Regions from separate parts of the Homo sapiens genome. Here region 1 is linked to region 2. The links are chromatin loops, found by intact Hi-C in ENCODE. Cell type or tissue: mammary epithelial cell. All regions are shown on one strand. Each heading gives the region's core, and the rest is flanking DNA. Links, peaks and the distances in the headings are about the cores only.

What was found. Hi-C counts contacts between places; a loop is a spot of excess contacts. Peaks named below come from ENCODE experiments on the same cell type or tissue, not always from the same donor. Only the 100,000 strongest peaks of a DNase experiment are listed, where the experiment ranks them.
Region 1: a loop joins it to region 2, with 18 times the contacts of the local background. A loop is called at or near these places in 3 of 110 quality-filtered maps.

What each region holds. Positions count from the first base shown.
Region 1 is chr13:108,219,074-108,221,893 of GRCh38, forward strand. All of the region lies in intron 1 of ABHD13 (abhydrolase domain containing 13), which reads left to right. Among named protein-coding and RNA genes, the nearest start is that of ABHD13, 2.1 kb to the left of the region's middle. In mammary epithelial cell, for the core only: a CTCF peak has its summit at 1,136; a DNase peak (open chromatin) is centred at 1,188; H3K4me3 peaks cover 723 bases; H3K27ac peaks cover 239 bases.
Region 2 is chr13:107,209,956-107,212,775 of GRCh38, forward strand. NALF1 (NALCN channel auxiliary factor 1) reads right to left here. Exons shown (of 3, transcript NM_001080396.3): 2 at 629-800. Among named protein-coding and RNA genes, the nearest start is that of SNORD31B, 110 kb to the right of the region's middle. In mammary epithelial cell, for the core only: a CTCF peak has its summit at 1,226 (motif pointing right); a DNase peak (open chromatin) is centred at 1,276.

The DNA of each region.
Region 1 (2,820 bases), core at 163-2,662, 1.0 Mb after region 2:
TCCGCTCCCCCACCCTCCCACACAGACATGAAAAGTAAAATAGAATAATTCCAGCTACTAGGTTGGAGAGAGGGAGAGCCCCGATCTAATCACGACAGTAACAGGTTTAGACCTGTGAATATCATGACAGGAAGTTCTGGGGTTATTCAGGAAACATCAAAAAAGCACCCCATACAATCGAAGTCAATTTTGCTGTAGATTTTAGTCAACATTTAAGTAAAATGAATTACTAGTATTACTACCCAAGGTATCGAAACCAAAAAAAAGTCCGTCCCCATTTAACAACTCTTATTTATGTTTACTATGTGATAGTAACTGGATAGAAAGAGATGAGTATATTGGCTTTGTGTGTTGATATTGGATTTTTCACTGATCTCTTTTGACGGGAGGGGGTTCGTGGATCAATACTTATTTGTATGCATGCTTAGGGAAATCACTCGTCTTTGACTAAAATATCAAATTTTATTTTACTGTGTAAGATTTCTTGATTGCCGATTTAGTGTTAATGTCATGATATCCTACCTAAGACATCAGCTGCTCAATTAAATAATCGTTAATAGAGGCCCACTATGCATCAGGCACTGCTGCGTACAGAAAATGTAGAGTTGAATAGGACGAGGTCTCTGTCATCGAGGAACTCACAGCCTGTGTAAGCAGGTTAATTACGCTGTAATAGTAACTTCTGCCACGTAAGTTTGCACAAACTACAGAATGTGGAATGGGTGGCAGGAGGGAATAGGGGTCCAAGGAAAGCTTTCTAGAGGATCTACTACCTGAGTTTGGTTTTAACAGAGAAAGAGTGCATTGCTCTGATTACTTCCTGTGTTCAGATACGGTACCTCTAGGGAATCATATCCATTATTTGATCTAGGACTAATAGGGCTTCTAGTTGTCCTTACTTTCACATACTCTGCTATAGTACATAATTAAGTAATTTAAATTTTGTCTCATAGAAGTAGCTGCACTTAACACACTATTACATTTTATCTCAACAGTAGTTCAATTTAATCTTTCATCCTCCTTTTACATACGAGGAAATATATATTTAGAGAGGCTAAGTGAGTTGGCAAAAGCTACCTATCTCTTAACAGACCATGACTCAAAACACTGTCTCCTTTCCATTGCACCACACTGCCTCCCACTGACAGTTAACTTGGAATGATTAAAGCAAGCCAGGTACCTACAGGTAGCCCTTGGCACACTGCCCTCTTCTTGGGCACATCAAAGACCTCTTGGCATGTGGATAAGAGGGTTTACTAACCAAATTGCCCTGGGCTAACAATATAACTTAGTGATAGGTGCAGGAAACTGTTGGATCTAACATTTTCCCATGATCTCTTCTCATAACTTATCTCAGGGGAATCTATTTCTGTTTCTCTGTTTAATGTATTACCCAGATTCTGAAATCTTTCTAATCCTTGTTTAGTTGCCCCAGGAAAGTCTTAAGACCTTTAAATAGCCTTTTTTCGTGTGGACTTAAAAGATGCTCTAGTTCTTCTAAGTAAGATATTTTTCCTCAAATGACAGATTTTGTAATACATTATTATATTTTATGTTTCTGTTTCACATGGTGTGAACTCCTACAACAGTATATTCTGCTGAAATCCCTTGCAAAGATGTAGTATTTCCAGTACAGGGACTACATGCATTTATGAGCTAGCCTGAGAATCTAGATACTTCTAGTAAGGCTTCTAGTTGTACTTACTTTCACATACTCAATGTTATATAACACTGGTTTTATACAAAACAAATATTCTAAGTTTCATCCATCTAGTTTATAGGTAAAGTTTTAGAACATTGCCCATTTATAAATTGGAAACTTTGTGAATTTCATTATCAGTCTAACATCACTACAGTTTTAGGCTAGTGGATTTGTTTTAAACATTTCAGATATTTATAATCTCAGAACAAATTGTGGTTGGCTTCCATAGTAACAATAATCTCTCATTTTACTTCTGCCAGAGTTGACTCTATTTGCCAAGATTTTCAAGCATGAAAAAGCTACTAAGTAGCTGCCTGGTATAATTTTTGAGCTATCTGCTCATACAGATTTAAATCCTAGTTAAAGATGCTGTCTGAACCATCCAGTTATTATCCAGCATCTCCATAGGCAGTTACTGTTCATTTGTCCCATAGGACTATTAATACACACTTTTTCATTATTGATGGCATGTGGGTAACCATTAGGGAAATAGATAATTCATTCTGTGGTGTCTCCAACACCTTGATAGCAGCTATTTGTGTTTCCATTTCAGCTGTGCAGCTGGCATGGTTTCTTAACTTCCCAATGCTTAACAGAAGAGGAGAGAGATTGATATAAGAATACTGAATCTGAGTTCCACATTACTTCACATGTGATTGGAAGCTGTGATTCACCCAGAGTAATTAATGAGCCCATGGGGTGTGGGGTCCTCATTCTCTGCTGGGATGTGGATGTCGGCATTGACACACGAACTCCCTTTCCACTTTTTACAGTCTTCACTTGAACCTGCACATTTTTTTTAAATGTATGAACAGTTTTTATTTTTAAACAAGCTGTTCCCAAAATTATCAATCTAGGATGGACTTAAAGATCTTTAAAGAAATAATAGTGCCTTTATGACTTAGGACTTTTTAATTGTATTTGAAATTGTTTAGCCTTTTGCCAAATTGTTTTTCGGAAATTCATTGTAATTCACTATGGGTAATGCACTTTTTTGTATTTTTAAAAGACCATTTGCTGGTGGCAGAATCCGTAACTCGATATACAATATGCAAAACAATGTACACTTTTTTTTTTTTTTGAGACATAGTCTCACTGTGTCACCCAGGTTGGAGTGC
Region 2 (2,820 bases), core at 280-2,779:
GCTTATAAATATCCAGAAAAGGAGTGCTGATATTGGTGTTTTGCCCAGTCTGACTCATTTGCTGAAAGAAGTAAACATCGTTTAATGGATAGACTTGTTGTGTGGCTCTAATAGACACACACACACACACACGTACAATTTAGGCAGATATTTTTAATGCTCTTAATACTTTTTACAGATAAAGTAACATAAAAATTCTCAGAAAATAAAATAAAAGAAAATAGGCAAGAGAACATAAACTTCTGACTAATTTGAAAAGCATTATTTCACTGGCCTTAGCACATCTCCTGTTCTTATGGAATTCAAAGGCAATGCAGGCTGAATCTAACCTATACTAGGTCACATGTAAGTATATCTAATGATTGCTAATATTTTGCCATCAGATTTCTTCTTTCACACAGTGAATAACTGTGGTCTCAGTTACAGATAGACCATGTGGTACAGAAGCTGAATCATTTCCAGACCTGTTGAGGGGAGCTTTCGGTGCTTCTATTAGTGAAAGTGCGGAAAACTACCAGCCGCATCTTCAAGGTTATATCAGTGAAAGGAAACAGCAAAGCAAACAAACATCACACAAGAAAGCAAAACCACCGGAGACTGGTGTACAGACTCCCACCCGGCACTGTACCTGTACAGATGAAACTGGAGAGGCCTCCGTAGATGACTTCATCATTGTCGGGCAATATAAATGGACACCTCGTCTGAACCTCCAAACAGTATTGCTTGCAAGGAATTGTCTTTCTGCAGTTAAACTGTGTGACTTCAAAATACTGGGAACAGAGCCAGGCTTTGTAGACAATCTGAAAAAAAGAGAAGAATGAAAAATATAGAGGCGTGACAACAGTTACAGTGATAGAGGCACTGTGAGAAGCGTGCAAGCGTGCTGTGGTTTCAAGTGGATCCTAAGAGAGCCCTCATTGTGAGAAAGCGTATTTACACAACGACAGCTGCAAGTGATAAAAACACAGCAACGAAAGTCTCCGCAATAAAAGCAAAACAGTATTTGATTGCATCCCTAATAGAATGTAAAAGGTATTTTGACCTTTAATTTTATGTGGCTTATTTGAAAATCAGTGGATTTAAGCAGGAAGTTAATTTTTCAAAATTCAGCGATATCTAAAGTAAAATAAATAATTGACTCTATTGCTCTTCTGTGCTGTAGTTACTTGCAACGTGGCTGATGAGCCAGTTCCCTCCACACGGAGTCCCACGTCTATGCCTCCATAGGACGCTAGATGGCGCGAAGCACTTTATAAAGATGGCCCAGCAGGGGTTGGGAAACTGCTGTTTAGATCTTGGACTTTGAGAGGCAGAGAACAGGCAGATATGGACATTTACATTCATGACTCACACCAAATGCATTAAAAATCTCACTGTCTGAAAGCCCAGAAACACCCGACATAGAGCAGACATCATATGCTGTGGTGTGGTTGGGAGTAGGAGGGAAGCCTCATCAGAGCCACAGCTTCAACCTTCTGGATGATGTGCAAGCCACATCAATGTTTGCTACGTATTTATGTAATTTCATCAAATGTGAAAGGACTGGGACTTCATTCATCTCTTTGTTTTGGTGGCTATTTGGGAAAACAAACATTGAAAAAATTGCCTTTTTCTGACACGAAGGAATAAGCTGATCTTAAATTCAAATACAACAATGGCAGATGTACCAATTTGCAGTACAGGTTACTGAAATTCAGTTATTCTCCAGGTCCTTGGCACTAATGGCTTTTACTTATCTATTTCTAGGGTTAATATTATCCAAGTAACATTTTGCCGGTTATATTTTACCTAGAAAAATGGAGGCGCAGCAGTTAAAGGTAGCCTAAGAGATTATAAATACCTAATAATAACAAGAATAATAGCTGGTATTTATCAACTTTATACTCTTTTCTAAGTAAGCTGTAAACTTTTTTTTCCATGTGATTCTCAGCATGCACTTTTGACCATAACTATTACTCACATTTTGAACAGGAATAATATTAAGTAATAGTACTATTAGGTAATGGAAATGGAAAATCCAGACTTCAAACCCATGTTCTGTAGGGCTCCAAAGACTGTGTTCCTAATAGTTATCCTATATTTAATCTGAAAACTACTTTTAAAGCACTTATGAAATCACAAGGGAGTTTGCAGATGAACCTAAAATCAGCATGGCCTTCCATGCCCCGGGTCAATATCTATTTGGTAGAAGGAGGATTGTATTTTTTTATTCATAACATTAGGTTGATCAAAATGACGCTTTATTCTGTGATCAAGGTGACTTGGTAGAGGTAAAATGAGATAAATATCAAAGTGAGATACACTTTTAAATGGCCAAAAGTAATTTTTCTTTGCCAGTCATCAATGGCTCACAATCACCATGTAACTTGTTAGTAAAACCTACAAATAATTAGAATTCTTATAGGTCTTTTGAATGAGTCTTCTCGTAACAGTGTACACTGAAAAACTGCACTAGAAGAAAACGTTACAATAGCCGAAGAAACCTCTAAGAATTCTTATGCCAACTGGGAAACGGAGGTGGGCTGTGGCTGTGTGCCCCAGGAGGACAGCAAGAGGCTGCCTCAGGGGGACAGGTGAAGGTGGAGGTGGTGCCGGCAGCAAGAGGCTGGAAGCACCAGCTTCAGAAGAAAAAGTGAAATGATTTCTTAACCAAACCATGGGGAAGTTGAAAACGTTTGTCAAAATGCCATAGACATTGACGTTTGTGTAATATGACATGATACGTAATATGACATGACATTTATTATGTAAACTAAGCTGTAGTATAGGAATGAGCCATGTATCCTCTGATTCCTGGGCTTAATAACCTTTCTCAGGTAC